Regions from separate parts of the Homo sapiens genome. Here all the other regions are linked to region 1. A link is an interaction called in ENCODE POLR2A ChIA-PET data of the cell type or tissue named here. Cell type or tissue: OCI-LY7. All regions are shown on one strand. Region 1 has its middle 79 kb from the start of UST-AS2. Region 2 overlaps TAB2 (TGF-beta activated kinase 1 (MAP3K7) binding protein 2). Region 3 overlaps ZC3H12D (zinc finger CCCH-type containing 12D).

Evidence for each region. Peaks named below come from ENCODE experiments on the same cell type or tissue, not always from the same donor. Only the 100,000 strongest peaks of a DNase experiment are listed, where the experiment ranks them.
Region 2: POLR2A ChIA-PET joins it to region 1 with 5 read pairs; 5 of 35 experiments call an interaction of 5 or more read pairs at or near these places.
Region 3: POLR2A ChIA-PET joins it to region 1 with 5 read pairs; 3 of 35 experiments call an interaction of 5 or more read pairs at or near these places.

The regions. Positions count from the first base shown.
Region 1 is chr6:149,110,551-149,113,050 of GRCh38, forward strand. It overlaps the pseudogene LOC729200. Among named protein-coding and RNA genes, the nearest start is that of UST-AS2, 79 kb to the left of the region's middle. In OCI-LY7, CTCF peaks have their summits at 1,091 and 1,293; DNase peaks (open chromatin) are centred at 201, 511 and 1,361; H3K4me3 peaks cover 1,644 bases; H3K27ac peaks cover 2,157 bases.
Region 2 is chr6:149,337,845-149,340,344 of GRCh38, forward strand. The region is part of intron 1 of TAB2 (TGF-beta activated kinase 1 (MAP3K7) binding protein 2); the gene reads left to right. Among named protein-coding and RNA genes, the nearest start is that of TAB2, 21 kb to the left of the region's middle. In OCI-LY7, no CTCF peak of the experiment used is centred here; no DNase peak of the experiment used is centred here.
Region 3 is chr6:149,446,043-149,448,542 of GRCh38, forward strand. ZC3H12D (zinc finger CCCH-type containing 12D) reads right to left here. Exons shown (of 6, transcript NM_207360.3): 6 at 753-2,500. Among named protein-coding and RNA genes, the nearest start is that of ZC3H12D, 38 kb to the right of the region's middle. In OCI-LY7, no CTCF peak of the experiment used is centred here; no DNase peak of the experiment used is centred here.

The DNA.
Region 1 (2,500 bases):
AAAGGAAATTAAGTCTGACAGTGAACTACAGCAACACCATTTATATGGTGAATCATTAAGGATGCTTTTAGATGCAAGTAACATCATGCTAAATGTGGTTTGAAAAATAAAGATGTTAGTTTTCTCATAAAACAAGAAGCCCAGAGGTAGGTATTTTCAGTGTTGGCTTAGTGGCTTAATGAGGTGGAAAAGAACCCAGGTGACTGTCATCTTTCTGCTCGGCTACCTTCAGTGAGTTGTCATTTATCCTCAGGATTGTCCCTTCGAGGTTGCAAGAGAACTGCTGCAGCTCAGTCTCTATCCAAAAGGAAGAGGCACTAATTTTCCCTTGCATAGATCTTTTAACTAAAGAAGAAGGTTTTTTCCAGAAGCTCCAGGGAAGACTTTCATTCTGGTTTAATTCACCGGGATTTAACTAGATGCTGATGGCAATAAGGGGAGCTGGGAAAGCTAGTGTTTTCAGTATTAAATACAGGTGGCTCTGCTGGTGAGGCTCTGGACAGGGGACTCAGGGGGCACAGGTGCAAATGGCTGTTGGTTGCAAACATAACTGCTTGCTATGATTACTCAGAACAAAAAACACCTAACAAATGGTAGGTTTTAGAATGATATATCTATATGTTTATACTTCAACCAAAAGTATGGAAAAAAGTCATCAGTGAGACTATGTTTAATGGTATTGATTCTCCATACCCTTTTTCTTCCTAGTTGCCACAATTTATTGGTTTTTGTTTGTTTTTTGTTTTTGTTTTGTTTTTCTTTTTTTGAGACAAGGTCTTGTTCTGTTGCCCAGGCTGGAGTTCAGTGGCACGATCACAACTTACTGCAGCCTCAACCTTCTGAGCTCAAGCCATCCGCCTACCTCCAACTCCCAAGTAGCTAGGACTACAGCTGTGCCACCATGCATAGCTAATTTTTTCTTTTTCTGTAGAGACAAGGGTCTCTCTATGTTGCCCAGGCTGGTCTTGAACTCTTGGACTCAAGTGATCCTCCCACCTCGGCCTCCAAAGATGTTGGGATTACAAGCATGAGCCACCATGCCCAGCTCTAGTTGCCATAATTTGATTTTAAATCAAAATGGCATGTTCTATGTTCAAAAATGATTCAACTGTGCCACCTACCTCATGGCTTTGGTGTGGGTGACAAGTGAGAATATATGCAATTACACCTCTAAGATATTCTTGATCTGATAGCATTATCCCCAGAGAATGCATATGAAGCGTAGCTCTAAGTTTATTTATTTATTTTTCACAGAATACAAATCAAAGTTTATTGTACAAAATTAAGGCCTTCGTATTTCATAATTCACCAAGGCTAAAGAAATACTAGATAATTTAAGTCCTTCACAAAAATTTCACTTTCACTTCCCCTAATCTCTATTACAATGACCCAACCAAATGTTAGCAAAACAAACACTATAAATAACACCAAGTCCTTTAAAGATGACTCTCCCAAATTTTATTTCTTGGCATAGGTGATCTTCATAGCATGGGATGTTGTGATCTTAAATCCCTGTAAAGCATCCCTGGCAGCTCCAGCCTTCCCATCATTTTCAAATTCAACAAAAGCAATGTCATGCCTCCCTGGTACTAGACATACTTCCTTGAAGCCAGGGAACTGATTAAACAGCATGGATAACATCATCTCATTAGTCTCTTCTGGTAAGTTATTAAGGAATAAAATATAGTTTGGAGGGTAATCGAGGACCTGAGGATTTGGTGTTGAATTTCCTTGGGTACTAGCTGAATTTGGAGTTCCCTAGCCAGGCCTTTTGTTTGTGGTTGTTGCAGTCTGTTCCACAGTTTTGGCTTTTTTCTTTTCTTTGTCAGCAAAAGTGCCACACATTTCAGATATTATATCCAAATCTGTTTTTGCATATGTATTCGCATTGGTTTACCATAAAATGGAAATCCTTGTGACTGTCTCTAAGCATTTGTGGATGAGCCCAGTTCCTTAAATATGACAAAGCCCTGCCCCTCATCTTCATGGTCTTTAAAGCCACAAAGTCCACCACATGACCAAACTGAGAAAACAGGGCATATAGGCATCTCTTCAATTCTTCCTTTTTAATTTTGTCATTCATATTGTTGATATAAATTGTATGATTTGGTCTGATATCCATGTTTGCGTTAAATTCTTCAGAAAGAGACAGTAAATAATCTAAGGCCTATGCCATCTCCCGTAAGAAACAAAAACTACTCTAAGTTTATTTTAAGCTAGGTTTCACAGCCTAAACGAAAATTAAAATGGAAAAAAAAATGTGTGAGACTGAAATTTTGCGATCTAACTTTCAAATTCACACAGAGATCTGATAGGCTAGACTACTAGAATATTGAGAATGCAACCTTTAAAAAAATGGAAATAGCAAAAAGGAGAATCTTCTGTCCTGTTTTAATCCCCACTGGCCGTGCCCTGTCGAGATCTAGAACACAATTAGGCACCAGAACCAGGAGCCAACAAAGGGTGATGCTGTTCTCTCCAGCTGCCACATGCTGAGCAT
Region 2 (2,500 bases), 230 kb after region 1:
TGATAGGGATAGGGTGGTAAGCAGTTAGAGATAGAGTAAAATTGCAGGAGATATTGGAAAGAAAAAATAATAGAACTTGGTGGTATGGGAGCTGAGATGCATGGAGTCAGGTAAGAGAGAGTATCAGGAAGAAAGTTAAGTATAGGGTGCCTAAATTAGGATTCCTAGAATAATATTATACAGGTCCACAATGCTTTATCTGAAACCCTGAGGCCAGCTGTGTTTTGGGATTCAAACATTTTTGGATTTGGGAAAGGTAACGTGTATATTGTATATTACATAACTCTCCCAGCAAGGTCTGAGGTATCATCCTGTAACTAGACACTAGTATCTCTGCAGTGAAGGTGAAAATATTCACAGTAAGTGGGCTAAATCAAGCCTGTAAATAACCTTACATCGGTTCAACTCAGATTTTTGCCACCACCAAATGAGTTTCCATATGAAGCTTCGTGGAAAAATCTTGTCCTGACATTTTATTTCAGAACTATGGAAGTAATTGTGGACTGTATTGACTGTAATAACCATTGAGGAGAGTCTTAGAAGTTGTATTTTAAGGAATGTTAATTACAAAATGGATGCGATTTCAAGGAGTTGGGTAAAGGTAAAGAAAGAGAAGAGAGAAGAGTTAAGGTAACTTCACTTTGCAGGCTGAAAAGAAATTGCTATTTCTGACAAAAATGGAAAGTTGAGGAGGGAAACTAGTATTGGAAGAGTTTAAGTTTAAACATAAGTACAATTAAGATGAAACAACATATTTTTGCTTCACATGAAAGCTTGGAAGTTGTTGGAGTGTAAAATTTCCTTTTAAAATGAAACCTAGAAGGAGCTTAACAGCAACCTACAAGGAGCCTAACAGACTGATGTTGATTGAGATCTTAGTGTTTCTGAATTGATAACAGAAATTATCGATTGGAAAGGTGTGCCTAAATAAGTGAAGGTTGTGATCCTACTCATGGAACCAAACCTGGAAAACAGAATAAAAGGGGTAGAGTGAGATAATTCACCTTGTAGCAGGATTCTTTTCTGTATGGTTGAATCATTCCTATGGCTATATTTATTATAACGTGAATATATTTAGAGTAGTAATTGTTCAGCAGCAATGGGAGCTGCCATGTGCCAGGCACTGTTCTAAGTGCTGTAGCAAGCAGTCCGTGCTGTTTCTGTCTTTTGGACTGGGTCAGGACATCAACTCACGTGGGAAGCACAGATAGCGTAATTTTGTTAGAAAATCTAGGATATGACCGGGCACAGTGGCTCACGCCTGTAATCCCAGCCCTTTGGGAGGCCGAGACGGGCGGATCATGAGATAAGGAGATCAAGACCATCCTGGCCAACATGGTGAAACTTGGCTCTACTAAAAATACAAAACTTAGCTGGGTGTGGTGGCACGCGCCTGTAGTCCCAGCTACTTGGGAGGCTGAGGCAGGAGAATCGCTTGAAGTGGGGTTGCAGAAGCGGAGGTTGCAGTGAGCCAAGATCACACCACTGCACTCCAGCTGAGTGACAGAGTGAGACTCCGTTTCAAAAAAAATGAAAAAAAGAAAAAAAATCTAAGATATAATTAATGCATAAATATGTAGGATTAAGTAGGTTTTAACTTTTTTGTCTGCCATTCTGTAATTTTTAAATCCACTTTAATAAATGGACTCATACATTGACACTGTCATATAAGTAAACTCTCTTAGAAATAGGGATAAGTGTTTTTTAACAGGAAAGAAGCACGGCCCAATAATTAATCTTTTTTATTTATTTATTTATTTATTTTTTTTTTTTTTTGAGACGGAGTCTCTGTTGCCCAGGCCAGAGTGCAGTGGTGCGATTGCAGCCCACTGCAACCTCCACCTCCCAGGTTCAAGCGATTCTCCTACCTCAGCCTCCCTAGTAGCTGGGACTACAGGTGTGCACCACCACACCCAGCTAATTTTTGTACTTTTAGTAGAGACGGGGTTTTACCATGTTGGCCAAGCTGGTCTCAAACTCCTGACCTCACTCAGGTGATCCACCCGCCTCAGCCTCCCAAAGTGCTGAGCCACCATGCCCGGCCTCAATAATTACTCTTGAAATTTGTTTAATTGCTCTGTTCATATTTACTGTATATAAATGTAGGCATTTACTTTACGATTCATAAGTAATAATGCTAATTTTTTGTGTTAAACTTTTATTCAGATTCTACTGACATATTATTTGAACTTTATGTTTTTCTTCTATTAAATAAGGGTGTTGGACTAGATAATCTATAAGGCTCCTTTCAACATCAAATCTATGATTCGGAATCTTTTAAGTTTCATCAAGTAGAATAAAAAGCTTAAACTACAATTTAAAGGAGATTCTCCTTAGATTATGCTGTGAGTGTAAATAAGATGCCAGAGGAACAAGTGAGAGAATGAATGTTATAACTTTACACCTACATCCTTTTGGCTAACATTAATAAGAGGCATAGAAATAAGAATTCTAAGAAACTAGAATGCAGAGTGTTGACCGGAAAAGAAGTTTTCAGAAA
Region 3 (2,500 bases), 340 kb after region 1:
TTCTAGAGCTACCCAGACTGACATCTCTCACTCATTTGGAAGTGGACAATCCAGAGTGTGATTTGCCCAAGCCCCTTGACTTCTCCCCTTTAGCCCCTTCCAGGGAAAGCCAAGGGAGCCCCACTTAGTCCTCAGGTGGCTGCAGCAAGCAAACCCTCAGGTAGAGGCTGGGGGACCAGCACCTGCTCCGACGCCATGGCCTTTTCTAGCTATGAAGCACATGCATCTTGGCCTCTGACTTCTTTCAGTCAATGTTTTGTTCTGAACATACTCTCGGCACTGAGAATGTTCTCTTGCTTGTGTTTTGGGTAACTCCATGGGGGGCTAGATTCCTGGGCATGTGACCTGTGCCATCGCACAGGGCCCTACGCTTCGAAGGAACCCATGTTTGGTTTCATGCTCTGCCGACATCTTGAAATTGTTACACATTTTGAACAGGGAACCTTGCAGTTTGATTTTGCATAGAGTCCCACAGATTATGCCGCTGGTCCCGGCTCTGTGCAATCCCTCCTGGTGGGATCTGTGATTCCAAGGAATTGCTCCAGTTCCCAGAACCCCACTCCCGATCACTCCTAGCTTGTATCTTCTTTACCTTAATGCCTCCCTCCCCCCATCCCTGACTTCTACGGTATTCTCCCCACCCCACCCCATAGATGGACTTTTTCCCCGGAAGCCCACAGCCTCTGTGGCCTCATCTGAGCTGTGTCCATGCCAGCCGCAGCTGGGGCATGGCTCCTCAGCTGAGCTCAATGTCAAACCAAAGCTGGATCCATTTTATTTGGAAGAATGCCAATTAGAGTGGCTTGTCTTGCTTCTACTCCTCAACCCCTGACATTCTACAGTTCTACCCCAAACCCCCTTCCAGAGGCCTCTGGGAAGGCTGCCTCAGGGCAAACCCAAGATGGCAACAGCCTCTGGTTTGATCAGTCGAGGAGAGCTCTGCTGCATGTTTGAACAAGAAGAGCAGCTTCTATGAGATGGCTTCATAGTTCTATAATGAGGATTTTAGAAGTCTAGGAAATGGGCAAGCAGCCTGTGTCCTTGGGAACTGCCTGCTGCACATCCAGCAAAGGGAGGTCCTTGCCATGGCCTCACTGCTTCTCCTGGAAAAGGTGGATTTGAGCCCCTCACATCCCCCCAGGTGGAACAACACAGAACTGCGGCTGCTGAGACTGGCCACAACCTCAGTCTTCTTCACGCCTACTTTTTTTTGTTTTTTGAGACAGAGTCTCACTCTGTCGCTCAGGCTGGAGTGCAGAGCGCAGTGGCACAGTCTCAGCTCACTACAACCTCTGCCTCCTGGGTTCAAGGTGATTCTCCTGCCTCAGCCTCCCGAGCAACTGGGATTACAGGTGTGCCCCACCACGGACCCAGCTAATTTTTGTATTTTTAGTAGAGACAGGGTCTCACCAGGTTGACCAGGCTGGTCTCGAACTCCTGAACTCATGAAGCCCACCAAAGTGCTGGGATTACAGACATGAGCCATCGTGCCCAGTCTAAACCCACAATTTTTAACAGAACAGACCAATCTAGGGGAAAGCCAGTAGGAGAAACTAATAGACAATTTGACAATAAAGAATCCAGGTGTGGTAAAAAATGATTTATTTTTGAAGCATGGTTAACAGCTATGCAACTAGGAACATTTCATTTACCTGTCCCATCTATGTTTTTCTGTCACAAAGACATATACTAAGACTTTGGAAAAATTCCAAAGGGGATTACACTTGAAATGTGCTGTGTTTTCACTTTTTTTTTTGTACTTGTCTTATTCACAGTGAATCAAATAAAACAGCTTTACAGCTTACTAAAACTCAAACTTGTTCTCAAAGGAAGCAGTTTAAACATTTTCAACTGAAAAATCAGCAACACAATGATTCTACATCAGGAAATCGAACCAGGGAGACAAAAAGCAGCTCTAATAGAAAGCGTGTCTTGTCAAAAGGTTAAAAATAAAAATAAAGGCCCGGGGCCAGGCGCGGTGGCTCACGCCTATAATCCCAGCACTTTGGGAGGCTGAGGCGGGGATCACAAGGTCAGGAGATCGAGACCATCCTGGCTAACACGGTGAAACCCCATCTCTACTAAAAATACAAAAAGTTAGCCAGATGTGGTGGCGGGCGCCTGTAGTCCCAGCTACTTGGGAGGCTGAGGCAGGAGAATGGCATGAACCTGGGAGGCAGTGGAGCATGTAGTGAGCCAAGATTGCGCCACTGCACTCCAGCCTGGGTGACAGAGCGAGACTCCGTTTCAAAAATAATAATAATAAAAATTAAAATAAAAAAAATAAAGGCCCGTTGAGGTGGCTCATGCCTGTAATCCCAACGCTTTGGGTCTTTACAAAAAATAGAAAAAATTAGCTGGACGTGGTGGCACAACTGTAGTCCCAGCTACTCAGGAGGCTGAGGCACAAGGATTGCTTGAGCCTGGGAAGTCAAAGCTGCAGTGAGCCCTGATTGCACTACTGCACTCCAGCCTGGGTGACAGATGACAGAGCGGAACC